Regions from separate parts of the Homo sapiens genome. Here regions 1, 3 and 4 are each linked to region 2. Evidence: chromatin loops called from intact Hi-C (ENCODE). Cell type or tissue: B cell. All regions are shown on one strand. Links, peaks and the distances in the headings refer to the core of each region. The heading gives the core; the rest is flanking DNA.

Region 1 (6,692 bases), core at 1,688-6,687, 200 kb after region 2:
GCCCTGTTAGCCAGGCTGGTCTCGATCTCCTGACCTCAAGTGATCCTTTCACCTCAGCCTCCCAAAGTGCTGGGATTATAGGCATGAGCCATTTCGCCCAGCCTCTGAAGCTATAGTTTTATAGATTCTAAAGCAGAGACTTCATATAGCTGTCTATGAAAAGCCAAAAACAAACAAAAAACCCACAGAAAAACCTGATTCCCCACGCCAAAATTTCAAGGATTTGCCTAAAGGTAAGGTCCATCTGTACCTGAAATAAAGTTTGCTGTGCCTCTTTTTTTGCAGGGTCACCCAGCCCTATGCACCAATTATACTAGTAACAATCATTACATGAGTACCTCAGGAAGCTTTTAAATATATCACAAATATTTTACCAAATAAACCTGAATGGCCCTGGTTTAATGAAACTGTTTCTCTGTCTATAGACTATCTAGTCTTATAAAGTCAAAAGAGAAGCAATGTGACAAATTATTCAACAGCCCTTCTCTATTTATAGAGAGAGACTGAACTTCTTCCTTGGTTAGAAAGAAAACCTTGAGTTTCATTTCCTAGTTCATATATTTTTATAACATCGTGGGACAGATTTTGGGAAAACCAAGATGGTATAGCGGGCGCACACTTTGATCCTCCCTCTCCCTTCAAGAACATACAAGTGAGAGTAAAATATAAAAAAGAGAAATTGAAAAGACATAGTCATGCTTAAATAAGTTACAACAATCTCAACGGAACAGACACAAAACTGTGAGCAGGACTAAAACTGCAGGCCTTCTAGACTCCAGATGCAGAAGGAGGAAGTGGTGGCTGAACACTAACAGTATGAGTTTCTCGGGGATAAGGGAGGCTAACATGCTGTGTGTGAGGCAGTGATAAGCGCTGGCTCCCTGCTGGAAGTTAAGGGTTGACTGGGCTACACTGGGCTTCAGGAGAGAAGAAAACAACACTCCTCTCACTCAAAATAAGCTTGCAAAATTCAAATGTTTGAAAATGAAAATGTGTAATATGAAAAAAAGATAACCAGGGCCCATACGGTGGCTCATGCCTATAATCCCAGCACTTTGGGAAGTCAAGGAAGGAAGATCACTTGCTTGAGCCCAGGAGTTTGAGACCAGCCTGGGCAACATGGCAAAACCTTGTCTCTACAAAAAAACAATGACAACAACAATAACAACAAAAAACACCCCAAAATTAGCCAGAGATGGTGGCAGGGCACGCGCCTGTAGTCCCAGCTACTTGGGAGCCTGAGGCGGAAGGACTTACTGATCTGGGTAGGGGGAGGCTGCGATGGGGTGTGATTGCACCACTGCACTGCAGCCTAGGAAAAAGAATAAGGCCCTGCTTCTCAAAAAGCAAAAAAAAAAAAAAGCCAATAAAATCAATGGTCTAATCTGAATTCACTCCAAATGAAATTATAGAGCAATTTGACAGGCCGGGCATGGTGGCTCACACCTGTAATCCCAGCACTTTGAGCGGCTGAGGAGGGAGGATCACTTGAGGTCAGGAGTTCAAGACCAGCTTGGCTAACATGGTGAAACCCCGTCTCTACTAAAAATACAAAAAAAGCTGGGCATGGTGGCAGGTGCCTGTAATGCCAGATACTCAGGAGGCTGAGGCAGGAGAATTGCTCCAACCCGGGAAGCGGAGATTGCAGTGAGCAGAGGCAGCCCTACGCCCTCCAGCCTGGGCAACAGAGCAAGACTCCATTTAAAAAAAAAAAATTAACCCTATTTAAAAAAAGAGGCAGAAATAAAAATAGGTAGATGTAAAGAAGGAATCACATATCTTATAAACTAAAAAGAAAATAAAATGTATTTTTAAAATATGCCAGTACTTATACATATTTGAAACTTTAGCAGAGACGGAGTTTCCTCATGTTGGTCAGGCTGGTCTTGAACTCAAAAGCAAATTACCTTAGCAATAATGTGTTTTTGTTTTTGAGACAGAGTCTCACTCTGTCGCCCAGGCTGGAATGTGGTGGCGCGATCTCGCCTCACTGCAACCTCTGCCTTTTAGGTTCAAGCGATTCTCTTGCCTGAGTCTCCGGAGTAGCCAGGACTACAGGTGTGCGCCACCACGCCCAGCTAATGTTTGTATTTTTGTAGAGATGGGGTTTCACTATGTCAGCCAGGCTGGTCTTGAACTCCTGGCGCCATGTGATTCACCTCCCTTGGCCTCCCAAAGTGCTGGGATTACAGACGTGAACCATTGCACCCGGCTCCTTCTTTCCCAAAGTATAATTTTTCTTCCTCATTAGATTGTTTTTGTATAAAATGTGTTTATATATGAACACATGCATTAAAACAATATATACAAGATATATTCTAAAGTTGTTTAAAAATGATTGTCTTTGGGGTTTAGATTTAGAGATCACTTTTATTTGTTGGCTTTGAAGTGCAACTGACCTATTTATTTACATATAAAGGATATAAACTACAAATATTTTCCCACTCTGTACAGAATGTGGAATGGAAACAGTGCATGGCACACCTTAAGTGTTAAATAAACATTTCCTGAGTGAATTGAATGGATACATCACACTATATATACACTAGTCTGTAATTTGGATTTTTTGTTCAAGCACTTGTCATTGGCAATTTCCTCCAAATAATTAAAAAATGAAAAACACCAATCCCACATTATTTTCTTAAAATGGAAGTACATTTTTTGGATATTCCAAAATGTATTCCAGTGGTTCTCAGCCGGAAGTGGTTCTGACACCTCCTAGTGGGAATGTATGGGGAGCGGGCAAGGTTACCTTTTTGGTTGTAAAAATGATGAGGCTGGTACTAGCCTTTGGTATCCGGGCCCAGAGATGCTAAACTTCTTCCTACAGTGTGTAAACTGGCTTGTCCAAAAGGCCAAAGCGCTTCTGTTGAGAAACACTGATGACCAATCTCCTCTATGTGGTCCTGTGAGACTGTGAAACACGTATTTGATCTTCCTGGTTCCTGGCATACAATTCCTAAAACCCTCAGAATCTGCAAAATAAGTCTTTTTTTTATGCTAATGATTGACTGATTAGGCTTTCCTAGACAGCCTCAGGATTGGGGCTGGTGGTCAGGGCTTTCAGTGCCACTCTCAACCTCTGAGAAAGAGAGAGAGGCTGAAGGTTAAGCTGACCACCAACGGCCAACGGTGTAATCATTAATGACTCTGTAATGAAGCTTCCATAAAAACCCAAATTGAGGCCGGGCACAGTGGCTCACGCTTGTAATCCCAGCACTTTGGAAGACTGAGGTGGGTGGATTACTTGAGGTCAGGAGTTGGAGGCCAGCCTGACCAACATGGTGAAACACCGTCTGCACTAAAAGTACAAAAAATTATCCAGGCATGGTGGCACACGCCTGTAATCTCAGCAACTCGGGAGGCTGAGTCATGAGAATCGCTTGAACCTAGGAGGCAGGCTCAATGTTTATCTTGTAACTGACTATGTTACTGAATTATAATTTTTTTTTTGAGACCTAGTCTCATTCTGTCACCCAGGCTGGAGTGCAGTGGCGTTATCTTAGTTCATTGCAACCTCTGCCTCCCAGGTTCAAGCGATTCTCGGGCCTCAGCATCCCGAGTAGCTGGGATTACAGGCATGCACCACCACGTCCGGCTAATTTGTTTGCAATTGTAGAAAAGACAGGGTTTCACCATGTTGCCCAGACTGGTTTGAACTCCTGGCCTCAAGTGATCTGCCCGCCTCGGCCTCCAAAGTACTGGGATTAGAGGTGTGAGCCACTCAGTCCAGACAACATTTATTTCTTTATTCATTTCACCAGTTGGCATGGTTTCCAGACTTTTCTTGATTTATTTTATTTTATTTTTTGAGAAGGAGTCTCACTCTTGCAGCCCAGGCTGGAGTACAATGGCGCAATCTTGGCTCACTGCAACCTCCACCTCAGGGGTTCAAGCGATTCTTCTGCCTCAGCCTCCTCAGTAGCTAGGATTACAGGCACCCGCCACCATGCCCAGGTAATTTTTGTATTTTTAGTAGAATTTAGGAGTTTCCTAAATTCTGGGGGCTTGTCTCCCTGTTCCCCCACCCCGACTAATTTCCCTCGGTCGCTGGCGCTGCCCCGTCCCTTAGGTCGCTCGGGCCGCCCCACTCCGAGACTTTTTTTTTCTTTCGCTGGCTCTTTCAGCTTCAGTTTCCCTAGGGGGCGGGAGGGGAATATTTGGGGGCTCTCCTGCCTTCCTCTCCGAGCCGCGGAAGGGGAGACGCAGGGAGGAGGTCCGGCCGGCTTTGGGCTCCAGCCAGGGGTCCGCGGAGACTATGGTCTCCGAAGGCCTTAGCCGCGGGGCATTTCGCGAGCTGCGCGTCTCTCTCAACGGCGCCACCGCGCCCGGAGTCCAGCCGCGCCGCGCTGCGCCCAGCCCCGGCGCCCCAGGCTCTCCGCCCCCGACTCAATGCTCCCGCGCTCCCCCTAGCGGCCGCCGCGCCACCTCGCCCCGTCCCAGGCTCGTAGGCTGCTCAGCTCACGTGACCGCGCTCCGGTAACGGAAGAAACAAGATGGCGGCTGAAGGCGATCCGCAGTGAGGCCCCAGCCATTCGGATTGAGCCTTCTCCCTCCAACCGCTTCCGCAGGCCGGGCCCCTCCTGCCCTGCCCCTCTGGCCTCCCCACCCGGCCCCGGCCGCCCCCACTGCGCCCATTGCGCCCGCCCCTTCCCGGCCGCTTTCCCTTCTCCCTCCGCCTCGGTTCCAACATGAGGGGCCGGCGGGGCAGGCCGACCAAGCAGCCCGCGGCTCCCTCTGCGGAGCGCTGCGCCCCGGCCCCGCCGCCGCCGCCGCCGCCCACGTCCGGACCCATCCGGGGTTCCGCTCGCGGCACCGCGGCAGCAGCCGGGGCAGGTGGGCCGCCGCCCAGGCTGAGGTGGCGCCCAAGACGCGGCTGAGCTCGCCCAGGGGGGGCAGCAGTAGCCGGAGAAAGCCGCCGCCGCCGCCAGCCCCACCCCAGCACCAGCGCCCCGGCCGGGGGGAGGCGGGGGCAGCCACCTGGCCCGGACAGCTGCAGGTCCGGACGGCCGTCAACAAAGTGGTGTAGTCACTACAGGTGCTCGCTGCCACACCCAGCTAATTTTTTGTATTTTTTAGTAGAGATGGAGTTTCACCGTGTTGCCCAGGCTGGTGTCGAACTCCTGAGCTCAGGCGATCCGCCCGCCTCAGCTTCCCAAAGTGTTGGGATTATAGGCGTGAGCCACTGCACCTGGCACAGGTATATGTATGTATTTTTTACAAAATTGGATGAAGTATAATTTATTTGTTAAATATTTTCACTTATGCCATGATATCTTATTTAATCTTTAATTTGTCTATGAAAATACCTGCTCTGCTAGGGGGCTTCTAGTTGAAAACTCATTAATTTAAAAAATTAATTTTGAATTCAGCCACCTATTCTTTTTTCTAATTGTTTCTTGTAGCTTTTGCTTTGATTGGAATAACTTTATTCTAGGAATAAAGTTTTGTCATCTGCAAACATGAATCATGTACACATCTGATTTTCTTATATTTATGTCTCCTTTTTCTCTTCAAATTACATTGCCTTTACCATTGATGGGAACCTGGGTAATAAAGAAAAAAGAAAAAAATTGCATTCCCTACCACCTCCTCCAAAACAATGTCAAATGTTAGTTATAATGATAGGCATCTTAGTATGCTATCCCAATTTAATGGAACTGTTGCAGATATTTAATGGTTAACTGTTGGTTTGAGACCTTTAATGTGTTGAGTATATTCACCTATTTCAATTTTTTTTCTGTTTAAGTTTTTTTTTTTTAAATCAGATATGGCTATTATATTTTGTTAAATGACATCTTAGCATCTTTTAAGATGATCATATAGTTTTCCTCCTGCATGCTACATATTAATTACAGTAGTGTATATTCATAGAATTATATTAGTAGATCTTATATTGATTCACCCTTACATTCTTGCAGTGAACCTCTCTTGATCATATTATTTTTTCATGTACTGTTTGACTTTATTTATTTAGTTTTGAGACAGAGTTTCGCTCTTGTTGCCCAGGGTGGAGTGCAGTGGCGCGATCTCAGCTCACCACAACCTCCGCTTCCCAGGTTCAAGCGATTCTCCTGTCTCAGCCTCCTGAGTGGCTGGGATTACAGGCGCCCGCCACTACGCCTGGCGAATTTTTGGTATTTTCAGTAGAGACAGGGTTTCACCATGTTGGCCAGGCTGGTCTTGAACTCCTGACCTCAGGTAATCCGCCGGCCTCGGCCTCCCATAGTGCCGGGATTACAGGTGTGAGCCATCGCGCCCGGCCTGTTTGACTTTTAAATAGGTATTTTAATTTTTTAGTTTATACGTGTACAGTGCATAATGTATTTAAGATTCATCTGTGTTGTTGTATCAGTAGTTTCTTTATTGCTGAGTAGCAGTCCTTTATATGAGTGTATCACAGTGCATTTATCTGTTCAATAGTTGAATATTTCAATTATTTCTAGTTTGTGGCACCTATGAATAAAGCTGCCGTAAACATTTCCATAATGTTTTTTGTCTGAACACAATTCTTGTTTCTCTTGAGTAAATACCTAGGAGTATGATTTCTGGGTTGTATGTTTATAAGAAACTGCCAAAACTGTTTTCCAAAGTAGCTGTACCATTTTGCATTCTTACCTGCAAATGTATGAAGAGTTCCGGTTGCTCTGTATCCTCCCTAGCACTTGATATTTTCAGGTTTTTTTTTTTTT
Region 2 (8,233 bases), core at 1,697-6,696:
GCACCTTACCCACATCCTCCTCTTGTCCATCCTGGGTGATTTCAGGGTCCCAGTGGATGAATTCCCCAACCTTCTGACCTTAACCTCCTCCCTTCCAGCGATCTTTGCTTCTGCTTCACTTCAGCTATCCACTTCCATGGCCATATCCCGATCTTAACTTTGAGCTGAGTCGTCTTGGAAAGTCTGAACTTGTATATTTGCCCTCTAAGTCCAGCATTCAGTTCTGCTCAGGGTTCACTTACCTGTTGTTCATCCTTGTGAAACCTCTAGATCCCAGGACCCTCTGTTTGCTCCAAGTGTCCCATCCCTCATGAGTTAGGTCTTCCCTCCTCTCAGCTTTAAGTCTGCCACATTTGCTACTTTCATTTCTTTTTATTTTTCTCTGGGCCCAGGGGTCTCACTGCCACCCAGTCTGGAGTGCAATGGCGTGATCTCGGCTCACGCAGCCTCAACCTCCCGGGCTCCAGTGATCCTCTGACCTCAGCCTCCTGAGTAGCTGGGACTACAGGCACGTGCCACCATGCCCGGCTAAATTTTTTGGTGTAGTTTTGGTGAAGACGGAGTTTTGCCATGTTACCCAGGTTTGAACTCCTGAGCTCAAGCGATCCACTCACCTCGGCTTCCCAAAGTGCCGAGATTACAGGCGCGAGCCACTGCACCTGGCCTACTACCTTCTTAAGAGCCTTTCAAGAAGAGCCCCTCACCTTCTTTCTAACAGACTTGTCCAAAATTTCCCAGTCATGGATCAATCAATCCCATACCCAGGTAGACACAGCCAGAATTTATTTATTTATTTATTTATTTGTTTATGTATTTATTTATTTTGAGATGGAGTCTCGCTCTGTTGCCCAGGCTGTAGTGCAGTGGTGCAATCTTGGCTCACTGCAGCCTCCACCTCCCAGGTTCAAGCAATTCTCCTGCCTCAGCCGCCTGAGTAGCTGGGACTACAGGCTCATGCCACCATGCCTGGCTGATTTTTGTTTTTTTGTTTTGCTTTGTTTTTCTGTTCATTTGTTTGTTTAGTAGAGTTGGGCTTTCACCATGTTGGCCAGGCTGACCTCAAACTCCTGACCCCAAGTGATCTGCCCGCCTTGGCCTCCCAAAGTGCTGGGATTACAGGCATGAGCCACCGTGCCTGGCCAACACAGCCAGAATTTATTTCACTGAATTTATGTCACTGTTATCTAGCAGTTCAGGGAGGCCGAGCACTGCAGTCATGGAAACAGCACAGGATTCAGAACAAAATAAACCATGGCTGAGTCTTGGTTTGGCTGCTTACTAACATGCGTACCCCTGGGCAAAGCCTCCACTTTCTAATAATTCATTTGCTTGCTATGAGAAAATCAAATTATTCTTAAAAAATTATAATTAATATTGTAAGTGAAAATGTTTAGGCCAGGCATGGTGGCTCACGCCTGTAATCCCAGCACTTTGGGAGGCCAAGGCAGGCGGATCACCTGAGGCCAGGAGTTCGAGAACAGCCTGGCCAACATGATGAAACCCCATCCATACTAAAAATACAAAAATTAGCTGGGTGTGGTGGCGCACACCTGTAATCCCAGCTACTTGGGAGGCTGAGGCAGGAGAATCACTTGAACCCGGGAGTTAGAGGTTGCATGAGCCGAGATCATGACAATGCACTCCAGCCTGGGCAACAACAGAGTGAGACTCCGTCTCAAAAAAAAAAAAAAGTGAAAATGTTTGCTAAATTGCAGAATCTGGTGGTAGGAGAAGTCGGTTAAGTCAGGAAGTCCTCTATCTGTTAGGTTCTGGATGCTTCACCGAAGATTGCTAAGGGTTACCAATACCTGAATTAAGACACTATTACATTAATACTAATTAGGACTTCATGGAAAAACTTTCTAACAACTAATTTTGTACTTTAAGCAGATGATCTCACAGACCAGGGAACTGGGTGTCTTTGGAGTGTTCCCAGCTTCAGTGGCCACAGTCCAAAGTTGTAGATGAGATCTACTCTATACTCAATGGCAAACTGTGCTGCTGTCCATCTCTTTCAAACCTGAGAATTTCTGAGTCTCAGATGGATTCCAGGAGGGTCTTGTACAGCAGAGAAATTGATGCTGGTATCACTCGTTCAGTATCACCATCAAAAGATGAGCAATCACTCATTAGAAAGGGTTTTCGAGGGTTTCCAGGCTGGCCTGACCCATCTCCTCCAGGCACCTAATGAAGCCTGTCCTTTCCCTAGTGTCTTACTATATCTTTGTTGAGATGGGGGTCTCGCTAGGTTGCACAGGCTGGTGTCGAACTCCTGGACTCAAAGGATCCTCCTGCCTTGGCCTCCCAAAGTGCTGGGATTACAGTTATGAGCCACCATGCCTGGCCTTGTTTACTGTATCTTAAAGCCTCCTCTACACTTTGCATTTTATGTCTGAATTTTTGCACATGAATATTGGCCATGCGGGGTGGTCTTTCCTGAAGGCAGATTGGATCTATCTGAAAAGAATGCTAATTTCTCCTGTTAGTCTCCAAGGGAAGAGATGATTCCTAAGGCAGAAAAAGGAAGCAGTAATTCAGAAAGTGAATCTTAGGCACAAGTCTGTCCTTAGAACTCATCTGTCCACCACATGGGAGCCAGTCCAGGGCTAGGGAGATAGGGAGTCTGCAATCCCCAGGGATCAAGTTTTTTTTTGTTTTTTAAAGAAAATTGTTCATATTCATGTGGTTCTCTCTATTCCCCTTTTGTTTATCATCTAGGATTTATCACCTTTTCACTAGTTGTTCCAACTTCTTTCTCATCTCTGGGCTCAAGGCTATTCCGTTTCTTCAAGAAGCCTTTATTGAGCACCATTTCTGGGGTGGGAACTGTGTTAAGCAACCAGAGTACAAAGATGAATAAGACACAGTCCCACCTTCAGGGTATTCCCCGGAGGAAAGAAAAATATAAAATAAATGTCTAGGATAATGCAGTAGATGATATTGCAACATGTGGAAAGTAAAAAGAAAAGGAAAGAAAGGAAAGGTGGTAATAAAGCATGCTAGACATAGGAAATATTGATCAGAGTCACAGAGGTAGGAACTGATCATGGTAGGACATAACAAGCCCTGTTACACCTGCTTCATTCATTTAATCTTTACCCCTGTGAGGCAGGGGACTATTAATGTGCCCATTCAACAAATGAGTATACTGAGAGTCAGAGAAGCTGAATAACAAGCTGACATTCATGCATCTGTTAAGCAGCAGAGCCAGGACTCGGGGCCTTCAGCCTGGCTCATGACTTCATGTCTTACTGCCTTGCCATGCTGGGATATTCTCATTGGCCAGGCCTGGGTCATGGGCCCACCCCAGAAGTGGATTGAGGGCTAGTAGGTTTCCCACAGAAAAATCCTACTGTTAAAATCATTAAAAGAAAAACTGAATGTTGGGCGAACAATAACAGTAGTTGTCCATTGCAGAATCACTTCAAAAATACAGCTTTTCCTTTCTCTTGCATTATTTGCTTGAGATAAATTTTCACAGATGGGATCCCATGAGTCACGGTGGCTTTTGATATAAAATGCCAAGTAGTTTTTCAACAGGATGCATATATTTACATTCTGTCTGCTCAGAATGAACAAATTTCACCACACCCTTATTTGTGTTGGATGCCATATGTTTTGTAAACCTAGACAATTCTAATTTTAGTAGATTCTGCAGTTATTTATATTTGCATTGTTTTCCCTATCCCTTTTTAGAGTGGAAAATACAAATAAGAAAGTATATGTAAGTTGGTTAGCATGAACCTTCGAATCAACAGATGGGCCAGCTGGAGCCCTGGGAGCAAGTGGAAGAACAGGTGTGTCTCTCCTGCTCGCGGCCTTAGGGACCAGAGGACAGGGTCTGTGCTGAGAGACGACGCCAGCTCATCCAGTTCCAGCCTGGGGTTCAAACTCAAAAGGAACTTCAAATGTCAAACATTTCTGGGTTATTATTATTGTTATTACTCGTCATTTCAGCTGTGTTATTGCATGAATGTTAGACTTCATCTAAATTTTAAAAATGCATGTGCGCTACACTACTGGCAAAAAGCTAGAGAAACTTGTTGAGTTTGGGGGTGTCCTATTGTGTTCCTGTGTCTTCATTTTGTTAAATCGTGATGAAAGCAATTTCCGAGGCTCTGCTGGTGGTACTGCCAGGTGCGCACGAGTGAGAAGGGGTAGGAAAGGGATCGCGAAGAGACAAGCCGATGCTCCTTCCCCTCCTCGCTGGGAGTTCACTTTCCTTTGCGCCAGAGACCACAGGCTCCGCCGCTCGACGCCCAGACCATAGAGATGCGGAAACCTCCGGATTCCTAGAGAGGAAATGCGGGCTCAGGGTGTCGGCTTCCGGCGGTTGCCCACTTTCGGCTTCTTTCAGACAGCGTCCTGAGTGCACTGAGTTTGCGGGGTTTTTTCTGCTGGAGGGTTTCTCGCATCCTCTTAGGTCCCTGCTCTGGGCTCACGGGAGGCCTTGCCGGGTGGACGCGAACCCCTAATGCCGACTCTGGGGCCGCGGGCGGCCTCCTCCACGGAACTCGCGCGCCGCGGGATTGGGGGCCGGGGTGGAAGGCTTTTCGGAGGGGCCCCCTTGAAGCCCATAGCGCCGGGATCCCTTTCGCCTAAGTGCTACCTCGAGATCGGCCCCTCCAATACCTAAGCTCTGGACTTTCCTTTTTATAACCCCTACAGGCTCGAAAAAAATAATGGTGACACTGCAACTTAAAAGTATTTAATTTAGGCCGGGCGCACTGGCTCACGCCTGTAATCCCAGCACTCTGGGAAGCCAAGTTGGGAGGATCGCTGGAGCTCAGGAGTTAGAAACCGGCCTGGGCAACATAGCGAGACCCAGTCTCTACTAAAAAAAAAAAAAAAAAAAAAATACAAAAATTAGCCGGGCGTGGTGGTGTGCGCCTGTGGTCCCAGCTGCTCTGGAGGCTGAGGTGGGAGGATTGCTTGAGCCTGGGAGGTCGAGGCTGCAGTGAGCCTTGGTGGCACCCCTGCACTCCAGCCTGGGCGACAGAACAAGACCTGTAAATATATATACTTCAGGGCCCATTTTTCCCGTATGTAGGAGAACGACTGACTTGTCAATTTTAACAAGTCAAGTAACCAAAACAAACAAACAAAAAATGCACTTTAGTATTGTGACCACATAATGGGGAAGAAGATTAGTTCAGAAGATGAGGAACTATGAGCCTGGAAGAGTAGAGTACAAGAACTATGCAGACAGTGCCACTTGGAAGGAGGATTGGAGGTACAGGGGTAGAAAGGGTCCTAACGTCCTCCCTATGGGAGAGGAGGGTGAAGACAAAATCAAGATCTCTTAACCAAAGGCTGTGCATCATGGTGCACGCCTGTAGTCCCAACTACTCGGGAGGCTGAGGTAGGAGGATGGCTTGAGCCTGGGAGGCGGAGGTTGCAGTGAGCTGAGATCGTGCCACTGCACTGCAGCCTGGGTGACAGAATGAGGCCCTGTCTCAGAAAAAAAAAAATCTTACCAAGGAGAAATGAGACTCATGATTGTAGACTACTAGTTTGAGAATACTGGCCTGGATTCTCTACCAGGGCAGCCACTTACCACAGGTGTTAGTTCCTCAATAATTTTGAGATGTTATTTTACTGTTCATGATGTATGCTGGAGGAAGGCCAAGGCCGGGTTTTGTTCATTTCCATTTCCAGGTGTTATATGGCTTGTGGCAGTTCAGTGATTATGAATCATTTTCTTGAACATTTATAAAACGGAAACTATCCATAAAACGGAAACTATTCATGTGTGAAACTGATATACCTTCTCTGACACTTCTATGAGATTGTGTTGGGAAATATTCCCTATAAAGAAGCATTTGCCATTATGTGTTCCTGAGGCGAAAATAAGAAAAAGAGAGAGAGAGAGAGACAGAAAGAAAAGAAAAGGAAAGAGAGGGAGGGAGGGAGGGAAAAGAAAAGAAAAGAGAAAAAGAAGGAAAGAAAGAAAAAAGAAAGAGAGAAAGAGCGGGGGGAGGGAGGGAGGGAGGAATCTGCCAGTCTCTTAACACAGTTAATAGAATATTAGATCGTTCAGAGAAGGCCTGCCGTGATGAACTTGCTTAACTTTGTTTAGTCTGGTGTTTCTCTAGCATTTTAACCACAGAAACTTTAAAGTAACACTCTATTAATATCCCTCCCATGTGGTTTTTCCCAGAACACATTTTGCAAAATGCTGACATAAAGCATTCACCTGGGCACAGGACTGCTCAGAAGGCACTCGCAGCTCTCAAAAGGCATTTCAGATCTACTTTTTTGAAATCATCTGACTGGATTTCGGTTAGGATAGTTTCTGTTTTGTGAACGTTCAAGAAAATGATTCCTAGTTAGTGAAGTGCCACAAGCCATATAACACCTGGAAAAGGAAATGAACAAAACCTGGCCTTGGACTTCCTCCTGCACACATCATGAACAGTAAATAACATCTCAATATTATTGAGCAAACATTATCAATATACAGTTATTTATAAAACAGTAGAAATAATTATTTGGAAAAAATGTGAATTGTGTCGAAATTCTAAAATTCAGTAGATTCAGGGATTCTTAATGACAAACCTAGAAATTTGTTCACAGTCTCCTAGATGGACCTATTTTAATAAGATGTGATCAACATTTGCTAACTGTATAAATAGAATGTAATTAAAAACCATTTAAATGTGTTGTATATTTGCATTGATATTCATTGGAACCTTGCTCTGACATAGAATAAAATTTAGAACAATTGTTTTGAACATCACTCAACATAGCTTAGTTACTGAAACTATCTTGTTTGGCACAAACCTTCTTCAAGTAGAGCTACAAATTGACTTACTAGTATATTACTAAACTGTTGGAGTTTCAAACAAGACCTGACTGGGGATGACTGGGTAACAATGCCTTGGACTGTCTTCTTCCAGTATCCTGTCCTTCACTCTGTAGGGCCAAAACGCTGGTTCCATTAGTTCACACAGAGGTAAGCAGGATCCAGAGGTCACATGCTAACCAAACTAAAAGAAGTTGATGTATAAACCTGGAGTGTGAGTTAATTCCTTTCTAGTGAAAAACATAATTATCAGTCAGACTGGATCATTGTATTTGCCAACAGTGTGTTTCTTTCCTGTAGGAAGATCTACATGGGAGACTAGATTCTTATATTGTACTGAGACATATAGTGAGCTTGCAATCAGAACAAGGAGATGGTCAGGAGTTCAAGACTAGCCTGGCCAACATGGTGAAACCCTGTTTCTACTAAAAATACAAAAATTAGCCGGGCATGGTGGCACGTACCTGTAATTCCAGCTACTCAGGAGGCTGAGGCAAGAGAATTGTTTGAATCTTGGAGGCAGAGGTTGCAGTGAGCCGAGATCACACCACTGTACTCCAGCCTGGGCGACAGAGCGAGACTCTGTCTCAAAACAAACAAACAAAAAATAAAGTGTCCTGAAATTGTGCTGCCTTTTACTCCCAAATAGCAAAAACCATACATTTTGTTTAGAGTGGCCTCCATCCCACTGACCACCCTGCCTCCGCTTCACATTCGACTATCAGTGTTTAAAGTGTTAACATCCCTCCCTTTCTTCAGGCCTTAGACTAACCCCCATCACCACCACCCTTTTTATTGGACCTCAGGCTTATTGGATTGGGTTAGTCATAATTCTCAGTCCCTGGTACAAAAACATCTTTGTTCTATGCGTGGCCCTTTCTATTTATTTTATTCTATTTAGATTTATTTAATAGTATTAGGAATATTTCATGAACCAACATGACCAATAACTTAGAGTTACAACATGCTCCTCTCTGACCAATCCTCCTGCTTCCCTGTCTATAGGAGTGACCACTATGATAAACTTTGTAAAGTTTATGCTCTTGCCTTTGGAGTTTTTTGTTTTATCACAGCCATTTATATCTAAACAATACATTGGTTTCACTTTTTTAAAACTTTATCAAAAGGATGTCTTACACTATTTTGTCTTCTGGACTAGCTTTTTTTACTCAACACTATGCAGCTAATATTAATATATGTAGTAGTGTTTAGCTCTAGCTCATTCATTTTCATTGCTTGTATGTCATTCTGATTATACCCCTCATCCTTTCTCAATTTTACATTAGTTTGTTCCAGACCCTTTCCTCATCCAATAAAGAAGAAAATTTTCTTAGGCACTTTTGTGCTCATTTTCACTCTTTATTCATCTATCATTTATCAAGTGAACCACAGTGGGTGAAGGGTTAACAAAACCCTTTCCACTACTCA
Region 3 (8,233 bases), core at 1,992-6,991, 350 kb after region 2:
CCCGAGACACTGCGCTCCGGTGGGCGTCCCTGCGCTGGGAATCCCTCTCGGAGTTTTTCCAGGCCCGGCCGGGTTGCTCCGGGAAAGGCCCTGTTGGGGGAGGTGGGCCCGGAGCTGGCAGGTCTACAATCCGGTTGGAAGGGCTCGCAGTGGGTGATTCAGGGTGCCAATGACCTCCCCGCGAACGGGAACGCCCGCACTAGACAACCAGCCCCAGACCGGCATTCCCAGAGCCGCAGGCGGGAGGGACGCAGGGACTCCGGGACAGCAAATCCCCGGGGGAGAAGGGAAGGGGGAAGGCGGGACAGGGGAGGCCCACCCTCCTTGGGCTCCGCTAGCGACCAGCCAGCGCCCCTTCAGACGCAGCCTTCCTGGCTCCGGACCCCGGCTTTCTGCTCCGGTCCTCGTCCCAATGCCCCCCAAGGTCCCCAGCAGAGGCATTCAGGTTCCTCCTCGCCCCGCCCAGACGCAGCTTCTTTGGGTATGGGTGACAGCACTCCTGAGCGTCGCTGTCCCTATTCGCTGCCGTTGCCAGCTCCGATTCCGCGAAACCTCTCCGGCACCACCTCGGAAGCCCCGCCCAGGGCGATGGTCCGGGCCTAACCTGCCGGCCCCGCCCACCCGGCCCTTGGGCTCCCTGAGGCCCGCCCAGCAGACGTGAGTGCGCTGCGGGGTCCGGGGGGAAGGGGCGCCGGGGCAGTGTCCACCTTGGGGTTTGTTGGCTCTGGGCAGCTCGATGACCCCGCCTCCGGGGCCCAGTGTGCTTAGTGACTCAAGTGTATACCCTTTCCTAGTCGAGGAACGCTTGACAAAGTGGCGAAGGAGCCCTACGGGAGTCCCGGATTGGACCCTGCTCCTTCGGTCCCTCAGCCTCGGCAAGCCGCGGTCTCCTGGCCCTTGGCCTGGGTCACCTTAGGAGGCAGGAGGAGATGTGGTCAGTGTGGGAGCTTGGAGGGGCCATGCACTTCCGGAGAAGACCACCGACTCATGGCTTTGGTGGAGGGGCGCCGGCAGATTTAGTTAAGCTCTCCCCCATCCCTGACACACCCAGCCGGGGCGGGAGCGGGGCTTGTGACCACTCCGGAGAGCTTTGAGGGCCCCTGCTTTGGGACTCCGCACGGACAGTCACTGTCTCAGAGTGCATTCTCCAGGGGCCACTCTCTTGGGGACACTGTAGGGGTCACAGGGCAGGTGGGCAGCCTCTCTCGGGGGGCGGCGTGAGAGCCGGAGAGCAGGGGGCGGGGGCGGGCCCGGCTCGGGCTCACGTCTGCGTTGAAGCCGCTGGGGAAGGGGAGAGAAACCGAGAGAACCGGTTCCCCCGCCTTGACAGCGGAGGCCCCCACACCAAGGCCCTTGGACTAAGCGGGGCAGGGACAGCCTCCAGGTAGAGCTGTTCGCCGGGGCGCCTGCAGAGCCCGCATCCCAACCCTGACCCCGGGGCCGGGGCGCAGGCTCCTGGAGGGAGGCGTCCAGGCGGGACAGGGCCCGGGGAGCGGCAGGAAATGGGCTGCTCTTCCCACTTGACTGACGGGAAAACTAAGGCACGGTCAACTATCAAGCAAGCGTGGTGTCGACCTTAGAGCAGGTAATCACCCCTCGTTTTAAAGCCAAAGTTTCCCTCGCAGTCGATTTGGACCAAGACTACCCACAATCTCCCCACCGCAGGACTGAAGCGAGGCTGAAATCTTAGAATCAACCCCACGGAATGAAGAGGTTGTCCTAATTCCAGCACTGAGTGTAAGAATGGAAGCCTTGCATGTGATTTTATTCAAGTCCTCATTTTAGAAATGGGAAAACTGAGGCCCGAAGGCGAACGGCAAGTGCAGCATCGGGACTCGAACCCAAGTCTCTCCTCGAGTGCTGGGCTATTCCGGGCTCAGTGGTCTTGACTTCCGCGGCCCTCTTCCTTGTTGCCTGCAGGAAAATGCCGCGGCCGCAATGGCGGCGGATGTGGAGGGGGACGTGTACGTACTGGTGGAGCACCCCTTCGAGTACACCGGCAAGGACGGGCGCCGCGTGGCCATCCCGCCCAATGAGCGCTACCGGCCGCTGCGGCGCAGCACAGAGCACTGAGCATTGGTGGCACGTGCGGCGCAAGCCCGGCGGCCGCCCCTTCTACCTGCCCGCGCAGTACGTGCGCGAGCTGCCTGCGCTGGGCAACCCTGCCGCTGACGCGCCGCCAGGTCCCCCCATCGGGACCCGCAGCCCCTGAGCCGCTCGCCTACGACTACCGGTTCGTGAGCGCGGCTGTGGCAGCGGCCCCCAACGGCCCCCCAGCGGAGCCCCGAGGCGGGGCCAGCTCCCTGTGCGGCCCTGCGCAGCGCGGCGCCGCGAGCCAGCGCAGCAGCCTGGCGCCCGGCCTGCCCGCCTGCCTGTACCTGCGGCCCACGGCGCCCGTGCGGCCCGCGCAGTCCCTGGACGACCTGACGCGCGCCGTCGTCTCGCCTCCCGCCGGCAACCTCGGAAGCAGCGGCAGCTTCAAGGCCTGCAGCGTAGCGGGCTCCTGGGTGTGCCTGCTGCCCCTGTCGCGCAGCGACTCAGAGAACGTCTAAGAGGCCATCCAGGAGGTACGCGGCCCGCCGCGGTAGGAGATCGTGAAGCAGGTACGACCCCGGGCGCGGAGGCGGGGAGGCTCGCTGAGGACAGCGCCCGCAGGGAGCCTGGGCTCGAGGAGACCCACTCCGCTCAGCGTCGGGCATGACGCCCACCTCTGTCGGAAGACTTCGGATGAGCTCCCTCTCCCCAGCCGCGAAACAGTGCAGGCCCCCATCCCTCATCTGCAATTTCCAGGCTCCAAAGCTCCCTGGAAGCCCGAAAGATTTTTCGTAATCAAATTGGTGGCAAAATTGCGCTTGAACTGATATGAGGCTGTTGATGGTCTTTATTTATCGCACTTGTGTGAATATTCATGTTTTGCTGCAGAAATGCAAATAAGCTCGATGGCCGGCTGCTGCCCCAAGCCCTGCTGGGAGGTTATGTAACCTACAGCAGGTGGGTGCCACATATTATCTTTCCAAGTCCCAGCTGTTCTATATTCCGAAGTGCATCTGGGCACGGAACGGGGGATTGCGGGCCTGCCGCCAGCTCAAGGAGCCTGGAGTCAGATGAGAGGGTGGATGTGAAAGTCAGGCGTCTGCTTCCCTTTGAGGGTGCTTCCAGCATTTCAGTTCCTTTTTTTTTTTTTTTTTTTTTTAAAAGAACTCCTGATGGGTTTGTTTCAGAAAGACGTGTTAAGTGAGGTTGTTTTTTCCCCTCTTCAGAATCCAGTTGTGTTAATCTGGGAAATCGAAAATAGAGCACGTTTTACAAACACTCTTGCATCCTCAGAACACTCTGGGGGACTCTGACATTTTGAACTTTAGGAACTTTTCAGGGAGGGGCAGCCCGAGGGGGAGAAAAGGATGCTTAGAACCGTTCTGCCATCTGCCACCGGCCGTGTGATGATCTAGAGGCAGCTCTCTTCCTCTCTCAGGGTCTCGGTTTGTTCTTTAGCACAAAGGGAGGGGATGGACAGATGACCTCTGAACCTTGGGAGCCTCTGATTTATTTCGCTGTGCCTGATGTCATTACCATGAACACTGATGCCCACCATGTGCCAGGACTGAGTCCGGGATGCCCAGACGAAGGAGACACGCCTCCGTAGGCCCGCTGCTGGGTGTTCCCTCCGCCTGTCTCGTTACAATGCAGAGCTCAGGTTTTGAGACTAGGGAAAGGGGAACTGGATTTTGCTGGGGCAGCTGCCAGCTGCTGACAGCCACTTAACTTACAAGCGAGGACCACCCCCTCCCCCCCCAGGCCCAGCGTCCTCTGGTGTAAGCACAATACCTAAGGATTAGGGTTGTGAGCCTTAAATGAATTAAGGCTTCGAAGCGCTTGGCAGCAGCAGGGGGTCCACCCAGACTGGGTCATCCTCGTTTGGCTTCCCTGGGTCTGCGCCGCCTTCACTCTGGCTCCTGCAGCGGCAGCCCGCCGCCTTGTGGCCAGGGTGGAAAACGGCACCCGGCGGGCGGGGCTGGAGACCGCGGCTGGTTCCTGTTTCGCGCCCCTGCCAGCCAGCCAGGCAGCTTCTCTGGGATGGGTGGCTGGATGCCAGCGCTCTTCCCCCGCAGCGCCCCTCCGTTTCCTGCGCAGGCTCCCGGTGGCGCACTTCCCGGCCTCTCCACATTCTCTGTCCTAGTGACGGTGGGACGGTGCCTGCCCGTCTGAGCGGAGCCCCTGGAGGTGGGGGAATGGCCTTGCTCTTTGAACCTCGCATCTGGCCCAGGGTCTGGCTCAGACAGAGTGCACAGAGAGTGTATGTTGAATAGGGCGGAGGTGCGGCAGCCCCTTACCTATGAGCCAGGCCTCTGTAGGTCTGCCCAAGGGCCACCACCCCAGGCCCCAGGACCAAAGAGGAAGGAGACTGCCCAGGTCCTGACATCTCCTGAGAAGACAGATCACCCCGGCTGCCAGGGCGCCTGCCAGGTGGCCCCTCTGCCCATCCTTCCTCCAGCTCCCAGCAGGTTCCCAGTTGCAGTGGCATATGGGGGGAGGGGCACAGGTGATGAGGGCAGGGGACTTACCCAGGGGGGAACTAGGACATTGGCCAGAGACAGGCTGCTCCCTGGCCCCACTTGTGGCCCTAATTCACTATGTGACCTCCACAAGTCACTTTGCGTCTCTGGTTCAGTTTCCTCCCCTGTGCAATGAGTGCAATAATACCACGTTCCCTGCCACGGAGCTTTATTCAAGAGGCAGCTGTGGCTCTCCCTGGTGCTCCACCCCCAACAAAGTCCAGGGTAGGGAGTTGGTCCTGCCCCCACAAGGGAACCCCACCCCTGCCCTTAGTTGTCCCAGGCGGCATTTCCCCACCATAATCCTCCAGGCCCATTCACTCGTTCATTAGGCATGAACTAGCCAAATAGCTGCAGAGCCCTGGTGAGCCTTTGGATCTAGAGAGGACTCAGGCACAGCCACGGTCCTGGGGGACTCACCCTCTTGGATAGGAGGCCAGCAACAGAAGACATGGGGCCGGGGCTCAGAGTGGAGCATGGGGTTGAGAGTGGGTGCCCACCGGGGCAGGGCCTCATGAGCCCTTGCCAGGAATGTGCACGTTATCCTGCAGCTGCTGTGAGGCTTTTAGCAGAGACAGGAATGGGATTGAGAAAAAAATCCCTGTGGCCAGGGCCTCAAGAATGGCCGAAGCTCTTGGTGGTCTCGTGGGCATGTGGTGGTAACAGAGGTTTGGGAGATGGATGGGCAGGGTCTGGGGGCCGAGGGAGGTGGGAGGGAAATCGGGTTGAGTTCAGATTCCCAGCTGGCACTTGTGGGCAGACAGTGGTGCTGCTTACTGAGTTGGGGGGTGGGGGGGACTTGGGGAGGAGCAGGGTGGAGAAAGGTGGGGCCTGCCTGGATTTAGGTGCCAGACAAAGGGAAGAGAAGCATGAGAGTGCTGGCTCAGAGGACAAGAAGTGTCCAGAAGAAAGATGCACAGGAAGGTGACGTGAGAGAAAGGCCATATAACACTTATCCGAAGTGGCCACTAGAAGCTCAGCTGGTCAGGGGGGTGCTGAAGGCAGAGGGCAGTGGTCAGGAGTGAAGTGAGGGTGCGAATTGAGTGTGTAGACAACAGACAGAAGGAGAGAGAGAGACACAGCGTGGCCAGAGGGGGTGTAGGTCATAGATGGAAACATCCCCAGGTTCAGGTGGGTGGGCAGGAGATGGGGAGGCTGAAGATGGGGAGGAGATTGTTGCTGAGAAGGGATCTCGGAAGAAAGTGGGTGCAGAACAGAGGGGGCAGGATGTGGGGATGGCATGGCACGGGGGCACTGGGGAGTGTATAGGGACCCCCGTCTGTCAGGCGGCAGCTCAGGGCTTAGGGCAGGCTACTGGGCAAGGCCAGGGACCCCCAGAACAGAGGAGTTCCTGCCATGGATGGTGTTTCACAGCCTTGTCACTCCCCATGCACTCTAATCGCACATATTGAGTACTTGGTGTGGGCTGGTCACTGTGCTGGACACTGGGGACAAAGTGTGGTAAGACGCAGTCCCAAAGGGGCTAACAGTCCTGTGGGCTCTTGCTCAAAGGCTTGTAACCCAGGGTTAAGCTCCCAGCAGCTTGGAAGGCAGGTGTAGGCACCTCCATTTGCCCTGAGTACAAACAGAGGTTCAGAGAGGTTTAGTGACAGGACGAAGCTCATACAGCCAGGAAGTGGCTGTGTCCAGGACAGTTCCAGGCCCCTGACCCCAAGCCCCACCCTGGCCAGCAGGTTCAGTTTCAGCCAGGTGGCCTTTAGGGTTGGCCACCCTGTTCCTCTCAGCAAGAACAGTACAAGCTGAAGGCAAGCAAGCGCTCCTTCTTCTGAGCATCCTGCGTGCCCAGCCCTGTGGTGGGAGAGTTGATGTCCCAGGAGAGGGACGTCTCCTGTTCTCTTGCTGCCCAGGAGAGGGCAGAAGCAACCCCTTCTGAGAGGGGAGACAGGGAGACAGGGAGAGGTAAGCAGGGATGACTCCTCCTCTCTCCCAAAGAGGCCACTCAGGGAGCCCTGGGAAGCCAGGCCAAAGGCGGTGCAATAAAGGGGCCTCTGAGACTCTTCCCCATGGCTGTGGTCCTGGCTCTGGGATCTCAGGGTGCAGTCACCATCCCCACCCAGAAGTGGGAAGGCCCAGGTGGGTGGAGCTGGCCTGGAGCCCGCCCCTGCTGCTGGGGCATTGGCCGCTGGGAGGGAAGTTCCAGCCGGTCTGCTGCACCTTCTTATACAAGCAACCCTGGAGGCGCCGCACCTGAGCAGGCAGCCCCGACTGGAAGGAGCGGGGGCCCTCATTTCTCCTCCTCCGCTGGGAACTGTGAGTGAGCCCTTGCCCCTGAGGGACTAGAGGGCGGCCACAGCAGTTTCTCCACTCTCTCCCCTCCCTTTCCCAAATCCTAAAACCCACCTGGGGGCCCCTCCTCTCTGGATCCAGGCCCAGCACCCACTTCCTAGGACAAACTCCGAGGGCAGCCCGAGGCCGCTGTGATTGAGAGAAAGAAACTGGCCTCGGGACAGACCCACCTGTCCCCACTCAGGGCCAGCCAGGGAGCCTTTGGCAAGGGGCGTTGGTAATAGCAGGAAGCTAAGTCCAAATTGAGGGGACTCCAGCTAGCCCCTTGCCTGTACTCCCTCCTCCAACAACCCTCACCCCCACCCTCCAGCTGGGGCAGCCGCCTCAGCTGTCTCCCTCCCAGGGACTCACCTGCAGCCCCAGGCTGTCCCAAGAGCCCCTCTGCCTGCCTAGGACCTGACTTAGGAGAGAGCAGCTTCTTGGGTACCCCTCCCACCCTCACCCCACATTGCTGTCCCCCCAGAGATCTCCCTGCACACCCCCCCAACTCCCCTGCAGGCCACATGGTCTCTGGGGGTCTCCCTGGAGCCTGCGCCTGGTTCTCACCTCTTTAGTCCCTGGCTCCCTTCGGCCCCCAGAGGCCTGAGATGGGCCCCACCTGCCCCCTCACTTCCTTCCCAGGCCTCAGTAGTTGACCTCACTCTAGACCTATTTTTTAATGTTTATTTTATTTTAATAGTTGTGGGGAGCACGTGGTGTTTGTTCTTTAGTGGCGATTTCTGAGATTTTGGTGCAGCCATCACCCGAGTGGTGTGCACTGTACCCAATGTGTAGTCTCTTGTCCCTCACCCCCCTCCCACCCTTCCCCCACTCCCAAGTCCCCAAAGTCCATTATATCATTCTTAGGCCTTTGCCTCCTCATAGCTTAGCTCCCATGGACCTATTTTCTCTGCCCTTCTTAGAGATGACTATGTCCAGTACAGGGAAGGGTGGGCATCAGTACTTCTGAATGCCAGCCTGGATGGGTGGTCAGTGCCAGGCCCTGGGGAATGGGAAAGTCCATGATCGTGACCAGGGGGTAGCTGCTGACCAGAAATGCGGTCGGGGCTCCATGCCTGAATGTTAGGGAGATTCAGAGCTGGATCTGTGCCGGGGAGTGAGAGGTCAGCGGCTGTTTGTTCATATTGAGGGGGAAATAGGGCTGCCAGGACTAGGGCTCTGGGGCACAGGGGCATAGGGGCACAGGTGCTCTTGCTAAATTTTGGGAAGCTCTGTTTCCAGATTGCAGAAGGATTCTGGTGTTGAGGGAACTTGCAGAGCTGTTGCCAGGTGAGCCCCGCAGGACCCTTCTGTCCAACTGAGGCCCCTGTGGGTGCCCACCCTGCCTCCTTGCCTTCTCCTGGCTGGGGGTCCCCTGTGAGGCATGAAGGGAG
Region 4 (8,233 bases), core at 1,388-6,387, 75 kb before region 2:
TCAAAGACAGAGCACTCTGCACTGTAATTCGGGACAGCTTGCTTTTTTAACCCCTAGACACATTCCCATAGGAACAGGTGACTCACACTGCATGTCTCACCAGGCTTTCTTCAGGGAACCCCCAAACCTCCCAAAGCAGCGGGGAACTATTTCTAGCATGGCAAGTACAGTGAACTGATGCTGACCAGGGCCCAGCCAGCTACCAGGCTGTTGTCCTCTCATCCTATCTTCACCTCAAGCACAATGGGGTGGTCCTCAGAGGCCCAAGGGAAGGCTTTCCAGCACCCTGGCTGATGCTCACTTGTAAATCTCCTCTGCTTTCTCCTTGACTTTGGACTGATCTCCATACTTCAGATCCTCGCAGGCTTCCCAGAATCCCAGATTCTCTCCTGCATGGTGAGAAGTCCACGTGGATGAGGGCCGGGCAGGAAATAAGTTGGAAGAAGAAAAGAGGAAATAAAAGAAATGAGTCAACCGGGATGGATTCCATTTCCCAGCTCAGTGAACACCTTTCCTGCCGCAGAACAAGCTATTGCACATTGTGATGCTAGACAACAATACTCCTTGGGGAAAGGAGCCACATCTTCACTTCTACGGCCTGGAAGAACATTGGGAACTTAGTAATTGCTCAATACGTGGCCTTAGAAATAAACTAGATTGGCACCTACCATGTTTGCAGCAATGCATTCACACCGTGGCAGCTTCCTTTCCTCCAACAATACACAGGCCAGAGTTCATATCACCCCCCAGAGGTTGTCGTACTCTTTTTTATTCTAGAATTTGGCTGTAGGAAATATTGCTTGAACGAGCTCGCACATGAATAGGCTTCTATACATGCGTTGCTACGCTACGGTTTTCTACATCAAGACCTCCTTCCTTTGCTCCCGTTGAATGACTGAGCGTGAGTTCTTCCTCCTTTGTTTGGCTGTGCTTAGAGAACCCATCATTTGCAGTCCCTCACCAGACATATTCCAGGCCAACGGTTCTTACAGAGAGGCTGTTCAAGAAGCAGTGCTGATGGACTGACCCTCAGGGAAGGTCTGGCCAGGAGCAGGACTGAACTGAGCATCACCTGAGCCAGAGGGGATTGGCCCAGAAGGAAAAGCCAGGTTCCCCCAAATCCTTCATCTCCCTCCAACTCGAGGTTCTCTAACCTGCAGCGTCCAGAGGTACCACGCATATGTTCATACAGTGGTCCCAGGTGGTGATTTTTGCCTGGGAAAATAAAGACGATCACAAGAGAGAGCAAGTGTGTGTGTGTCTGTGTGTGTGTGTGTGTGTAAATCGTGGAGTGTGTCACAGTGTGGGGAAATGAACAACAAAATCCTCTCCTCTCTTTTCTCAGTACAGTTGACCTTGAACAATTAAGGGGTTAGGGCGCAGACCATTATGCAGTAGAAAATCCAAAAACTTAACTACAAATAGCCTACTGTTTACCAGAGGCCTTACTAATAACATAAACAGTCAATGGACACATAAGTGGATATGTATCTACATATATATTTTATGGATTCATGATACCTTTTCATAACTTTTTTCTATTTCTAGGCTATGCAGTTCATCTGCAAGTTTTTTCAGATTGTTGCAAATCCCCCCAAGTTTTTAAATATATTTACTGAAAAAAAAATCCACCTATAAGTGGTCTCGTGCAGTTCAAACCAGTGTTGGTCAAGGGTCAACTGCATTTTTTTAAAAGCTCCTGGGTGCTTCATATTAGAAAAGGCTGCACAATTTTAAACTAGTTGGCATTTGTCCCATAGCTCTATAGAGGTCCTTCCTTTTCAGCATGAACTTTAGGGCGTTCTTTGGACTGAGATCACAGACCAGTGATGCTCTCAACTAAAATGTAACTGATCTGACAAAAGTGCCATGTAAACCATCTTGCCCATAGCAAAAGACAGTTGATTGCTTAGTAAAATTAAATAAGCAATTATTCGTGATAGCCAGTAAGTGGAAAGCACTCAGATGTCCATCGATAAAAGAATGGATGAACAAAATATGGTGAAGACTACAAGGGAATATCATTTGGCCTTAAAAAGGAAGAAGATTTCGGCTGGGCATGGGTGGCTCACGCCTGTAATCCCAGCACTTTGGGAGGCTGAGGGGGGCGGATCACAAGGTCAGGAGTTCGAGACCAGCCTGACAAACATGGTGAAACCCTGTCTCTACTAAAAATACAAAAATTAGCCGGCCGTGGTGGCGGGCGCCTCTAATCCCAGCTACTCAGGAGGCTGAGGCAGGAGAATTGCTTGAACCAGGGAGGCAGTGGTTGCAGTGAGCCGAGATGGTACCATTGCACTCCAGCCTGGGCGACAGAGCAAGACTCCGTCTCAAAAGCAAATGGTTAAAATGGTAAAATTTATGTTACATACGTTTTCCCACCAAAAATATTAAATGAGCACACAAAAATATGTACACCAAAGTTCATAGCAGCATTATTCATAACAGCTAAAAAGTCAAAGCAACCCAAATGTTCATTAACTTACAAATGGATAAGCAAAATGTGGTACATACAAACAAGGAAATATTATGGGGTCATTAAAAAGGAATGAAGGAAATATTATGCAGTCATTAAAAAGGAACCACGTGGCCAGGCGCAGTGGCTCACGCCTGTAATCCCAGCACTTTGGGAGGCCGAGGCGGGTGGATCACCTGAGGTCAGGAGTTTGAGACCAGCCTGGCCAACATGATGAAACCCCGTCTCTACTAAAAATACAAAAATTAGCTGGGCATGGTGGCGGGCGCCTGTAATCCCAGCTACTTGGGAGGCTGAGGCAGGAGAATCACTTGAACCCGGGAGGCAGAAGTTGCAGTGAGATGAGATCACGCCACTGCGCTCCAGCCTGGGCGACAGAGTGAGAATTTGTCAAAAAAAAAAAAAAAAAAAAAAAAAGGAACAGAAGCGCTGTTATATGCTGAAACACAGACAAGCCTTGAAAACATTATGCTAAGTGAAAAAAGACAAAAGGTCACATATTGCATGATTTCGTTTACATGAAATGTCTTGAAGAGGTGAATCCGTAGGGGTAGAAAGTAGATTTGTGGTTGCCTAGGGCTGGGGTGCAGGAGAAGCAGGAATAGAAGATGATTCTAATGGGTAAAGAGTTTCTTTTTAATGTGGCAAAAATGTTCTAGAATTAGTGATGATGGTTGCACAATTTAGTGAATACACTAAAACCCCTGAATTGTACACTTTTAAAAAGTTAATTTCATCATATGCAAATAATATTTCAATTTAAAAATCTTTTTAAAAAGTAAATGAGCAAATTGATGATTTATCTGCCCTGTTCATACCTAAAGCCTCAGGAATCTCATGAGGAGATTGCTAATAATACGGTTTAAATAATGCAGGGAAATCTTTTCGCTGGATTCTCACTAAGGAATTAGTGGGGGGGAGATAATAAATTCAGGGTGTATGTTGTCACTTTGCCACTAGATGGCACTATAACCACTTATTCGCCAGTCCATCCATCTTTTCTGGGTTTTGTTCTAGAGCAGCAATTAGACTTGATTAGGGAGATGATTATCAACAATCCATATTATCATGTAATGTTTTGCATCCGGCAGTCAGCCAGGCTAAAGGCATGTCCAGTAGGATTCGTTTCTGGAGCAGTGCCACAGACAAGTGGATCTTGGGTAGTAAGCAGCTGAGTGTCAAGGCTCAGGAGTGATGCCCCCAGGGCTGGGTACTGAGCAAGGAAGTAAAAGAATCCCGTAAAGGTAAATATTTCAATGAAGGTGGTGAATGCACAGCCTGGTTCTGATCTGGCCTCGTGTTTTTTTGTGGATGCTTCTCCGGGAAGTGCAGTATATTTAAAAAGCCACAGTCCTGGTGCAGTGGCTCACGCCTGTAATCCCAACACTTTGGGAGGCCGAGGCAGGTGGATCACTAGAGGTTAAGAGTTCGAGACCAGCCTGGCCAACATGGCGAAACCCTGTCTCTACTAAAAATACAAAAATTAGCCAGGTGTGGTGGCACGTGCCTATAGTCCCAGCTACTTGGGAGGCTGAGGCAGGAGAATCACTTGAACCTCGGAGGCAATGGTTGCAGTGAGCTGAGATCATGCCACTGCACTTCAGCCTGGGCAACAGAGCGAGACTCCATATCAAAAAAAAAAAAAAGTCACAGTTCCCCTCATGAGGTGACATTCAGAGATGGGACAAAATGTGGCCCTGCCCATTTCACTAAAATCCACACCCTCCTAAGGCCCTGAAGAAATCAGGCCAGGAGCTAAGGTGATGGCTGTCAATCACCACACATTGGAATCATCTGGGGAGTTTCCAAAACTTCAAGGATTCCAACCCCCACCAATTTAAAAGCAACTTTAGGGATGAGATCCAGGAAAACATGTTTTAAAATATCCCCAGGCAGACTGAATGTGTAGAACCACTGAGCTAAAGAGAATCAGGAAGCCAGGCGCAGTGGCTCACGCCTGTAATCCTAGCACTTTGGGAGGCTGGGGAGGGCAGATCACCTGAGGTCAGGAGTTTCAGACCAGCGTGGCCAATATGGTGAAACCCCATCTCTACTCAAAATACAAAACAATAGCCAGGTGTGGTGACAGGCACCTGTAACGCCAGCTACTTGGGAGGCTGAGGCAGGGGAATCGCTTGAACTAGGGAGGCGGAGGTTGCAGTGAGCTGAGATCATCCCACTGCACTCCAGGCTGGGCGACACAGCAAGACTCTGTCTCCAGAAAAAAAAAAAAGAAAGAAACAAAGAAAAAAGAAAATCAGGCTGGGAGACAAAAAGAGAAAGAAAGGGAAAGCCTGCCTGTCTCCCTTCCCTTCCTCCAGGTTCATTATATTTAGAGGCTGACTAGAAGGAGCGGGGGCTCCTCGGGTGACAGTGGGGGCATCCAGGATGGATGGAGCCCTCAGAAATGTGAGGGATCCTGATGTAGATTCTGTGAGCAGGTGCAATTTTCCCCCAGACGGTGGGGCCTCTTTGAGTCTATGGAAAGAACGAGTCTTGGGCTCAGGTCCCATTCTTAAAGCTGTGAAAGGAAGCAACTGTTTAAGGGCATAAGCAAAGCTCTGAAAACATCTGCTGAGAAATTCCCCAAACCCTAGGCTAGACATTAAAGGACTCTTTCTAAAAGTAAGTTATTTTAATTTTTTTTTGTAAACAAAGACCCACCACTGAATTCTTTCTTGAGGAAGTACTGGAAGCTCTGTCGACCTTTGGGGTCTCGGATCAATTCGCTGAAGTTGAAGGCCCATCGTTCCACTCGCATCTTGGTTGGGATTTCCACCCTGCAAGGATGATTTGTAAATGCACCAGAGAGGTAGCGGTTGTGACAGGTGGTGGCCTGGGTTGGGGTGAGGGCCTTTAGTCTCATGGCCCAGGGCTCAATTCAATCCTCCTCCTCCCAATCCCTGCATAACACACAAGCCAAGTAATCACTTGCTAGGAAGATGCAGCCACAGACAAGTCCCCCGGGGCTCACATCAAAGACATGACCATCCCAGAGGTGAGGAGGATGCCCACCGTGGGGAGCCCACACTCAGGTCCTGCTCACTTAACCTTAAGGACAAACGAATTCAAATGCCTCCTCCAAGGCATGGTAACAGCCTGGAGCCTGGCCAGCAGAGGGTCAGGCTGCCACCTGGACTAGGAGAGAATTCTGGAGCAGCATTGGTGATGGGTGCTACAATCACTGCCACCTGCTGGGTGCCTATCACCCACGACAGCTGCCCCCCTACCATGGCACACCCTGGCTTCTGGTGGGAGCCGGTGGCTCCTCCTGTACCTGCCTCAGGCCATGTGCCTCGGAGTAGACCCATTTGCCATCTCTGCACTCCCTTTCAGGGCTTCCTCTAAGATGCAGGTCCCACTGCACCTCCTTGTTTGGAAAGATTTCCCTGATCCCAGGTAGGATATTCGAGCCCAGCTAGCAGAGATCTAACATTCCAGAGAATCAGAAAAAGACTCAGTGTTCTCTCCTATCCCTTATGGAATTCTCCTAAACCTAACACAGACCTTTGAAACTAAGGTTTCAAGTCCCTCACACCATTTTTCCCACTGATGTAGCAGCTAGGACCAGAACCAGGCACAATTCATGTCTATGGGATCCAAGATAAAGCATGCCAAGCAAGTTTTACACTTTCCATAAGAACAAGTGTACAAACAATAAGAAAACTGATAACATTAACAACTGCCATTCACAAAGCATTGTCCTATGTGAGGTACTGTGCGTTACACACATACCATCGAATCCTTAAAAGAACACTATGAATTGAGTATTACTATCCCATCTCATTGTCAAGAAAACTGAGGCTCAAAGAGATTAAATACTTGCCAAGTCTCACATAATTAGTAAGAAGCTGAGTTGTGATGACGACAGTGGTTTGCAAACTTCCACATGCATCAGAATCACCTGGAAGATGCATTGAAACAGATTGCTGGGTCCCAACCTCAGAGTTTCTGATTCAGTAGGAGTGGGTGGGGCCCAAGAATACGCATGTCTGACAGGTTCCCTGGTGCTGCGGATGCCGCTGGTCCAGGGCCCACACTGGGAATCAACGCTGTAAACCAGCCTAAGAATCCTGGCTGTTTGTGAAAATCAGCAGAGCTTTCAAAAAACGCTGATAGTGGTGAGACAGCAACCCAGGCCAACCAAATAAGAGGTTTGGGAGGATAAGGCCTGAACGTTGATGTTTTTGTTAAGCTTCCCCAGTAATTGTAATACTGTTCTAAAATCTAAACCATTAAGAACAAGACTTCCCGCTTTCATGTGAGCTAAGCTATGAGGATGCAAAGGCTTATGAATGACACGATGCACTTCGGGGACTCAGGGGAAAGGGGTGAAAAGGGAGTGAGGGATATAAGACTAAAAACGGGGTTCAGTGTACGCGGCACAGTTGATAGGTGCACCAATAAAAATATATATATACATATACTTACAAATACATATATGTGTATATATATATTTGGTTCAATAAACATATAGGATCCACAAAAAAGAACAGGGCTTCCCACTTTAATGGGGAGTTCCAGTTGTCACCCACCCAGTGCCCTCTGATCAACGGTTCTTACACAGAACACACATTTTTCTTCTTGCCAGCAATCTCTACCTGTCTTCAATACCATGCTCCCCATTTTATTTAAAATTCAGCGGCCATCCATCTCTCCTCCCCAAGCCCTCCTAGGACAACCCTCTTCCTGGCCAGATTCCCTGCCTTCTCCTCCAGGGAGAGCCAGCGTCCGCACATGCTTGTCCACAGGCAGACACAGGTCGCCTCTCTCATTCAGTACGCTGGGAGGCAGACATGGGCTGCAGAGAAGCACCCCAACAGCCAGAGCCCAAAGAGGATAAGGGAAGCCTCCCCAGAAGGTAGTTCTAGAGTCTTTGGCTCTGCAGTTGACCTTAGTAGACAGGGGACCCCTGACTCCAGAGGAGTGGCCTCCTTAACCTGTTGGCTGCCCAGAGCGGGCCACGTGGAATAGGTACCAGTGTTGCTTAAGATGAGAATCAGGGCCCTCCCAGGCCAGGCCTGCTTACCCAGCTGGGTCAGTGTCACCTGTGTGTTCCTCATGGCCTCGGCAGTGTTGACCCAAGCTGTGACCTATACCTGGCACTCCTTCCTTTCCCATCACCCCACCTCCCTCACACACTCAGGCCTGTCCCTTCTCCCCTGTCCTCCTCTCTCTCTCCCTCTAATTTGACCATTACACCCTTCTCTTCTTCCTCCCTCTGTGTGCCGGAACTCTCCTGTGTTTCTGCCTCTGCCCCCTCTTCCAAATAACACAAGCGTGCAGGTCCAGTGAGCAATGACTATTCAAAACTGACAAAAAAAAGCCAAAGGGTAAGGGAAAGGGCAGGTTTAGGGCCCTGCCCGCCCAGAACTTAAGTTTACGCTAATTAGATATCAAACATGCAAAGCCATACATATGATTTTTTAATTTTCAAAACCAATCTGTTGTTAAACATAGAGTCACCATTTGACTCAGCAATTCCACTCCTGGATATACACCCGAGAGAAATGAAAATATGCCCACACAAAAACCTGCCCACGAATGTTCATAGCCGCATTCTTCATAATAGCTAAAAGGCAGAAACCACCCAAATGTCCATCAGCAGATGAATGGATAAACAAACTCTAGTGCATCCATACCATGAAGATGATTCAACCATAAATGGGAATGAAGTTCTGATCCATGCTACAAGATTCGTAAACCTTGAAAACATGATGCTAAGTGAAAAAAGCTCGTCGCAAAAGACCCCATAGT

The links. Peaks named below come from ENCODE experiments on the same cell type or tissue, not always from the same donor. Only the 100,000 strongest peaks of a DNase experiment are listed, where the experiment ranks them.
Region 1: a loop joins it to region 2, with 11 times the contacts of the local background. A loop is called at or near these places in 5 of 110 quality-filtered maps.
Region 3: it touches region 2 in a loop (5-fold over the local background); 2 of 110 quality-filtered maps call a loop at or near these places.
Region 4: it touches region 2 in a loop (5-fold over the local background); 29 of 110 quality-filtered maps call a loop at or near these places.

What each region holds. Positions count from the first base shown.
Region 1 is chr17:64,917,258-64,923,949 of GRCh38, reverse strand. It overlaps LRRC37A3 (leucine rich repeat containing 37 member A3), which reads left to right and starts at 4,472. Exons shown (of 15, transcript NM_199340.5): 1 at 4,472-4,519; 2 at 5,080-5,200. RefSeq lists enhancers at 3,070-3,569, 3,570-4,071, 4,147-4,647 and silencers at 4,263-4,482, 4,583-4,672, 4,743-5,122. In B cell, for the core only: CTCF peaks have their summits at 4,216 and 4,415 (motif pointing left); DNase peaks (open chromatin) are centred at 4,419 and 4,929; H3K4me3 peaks cover 1,751 bases; H3K27ac peaks cover 1,619 bases.
Region 2 is chr17:65,119,496-65,127,728 of GRCh38, reverse strand. No RefSeq gene overlaps it. Among named protein-coding and RNA genes, the nearest start is that of RGS9, 14 kb to the left of the region's middle. RefSeq lists enhancers at 4,188-4,237, 4,043-4,573, 4,574-5,105. In B cell, for the core only: no CTCF peak of the experiment used is centred there; a DNase peak (open chromatin) is centred at 4,308; H3K4me3 peaks cover 1,334 bases; H3K27ac peaks cover 1,029 bases.
Region 3 is chr17:64,772,767-64,780,999 of GRCh38, reverse strand. It overlaps MIR6080 (microRNA 6080), which reads right to left and starts at 241; the gene lies at 176-241. It also overlaps the pseudogene ARHGAP27P1-BPTFP1-KPNA2P3 and the pseudogene ARHGAP27P1. RefSeq lists silencers at 635-684, 1,938-1,997, 2,158-2,377 and enhancers at 1,864-2,532, 2,533-3,202. In B cell, for the core only: CTCF peaks have their summits at 3,753 and 3,959 (motif pointing left); DNase peaks (open chromatin) are centred at 2,199, 3,189, 3,429, 3,959 and 3 weaker places; H3K4me3 peaks cover 2,304 bases; H3K27ac peaks cover 284 bases; H3K27me3 peaks cover 979 bases.
Region 4 is chr17:65,194,149-65,202,381 of GRCh38, reverse strand. RGS9 (regulator of G protein signaling 9) reads right to left here. Exons shown (of 19, transcript NM_003835.4): 13 at 5,141-5,256; 14 at 302-389. Among named protein-coding and RNA genes, the nearest start is that of RGS9, 61 kb to the right of the region's middle. In B cell, for the core only: CTCF peaks have their summits at 3,224 and 3,423 (motif pointing right); a DNase peak (open chromatin) is centred at 3,471.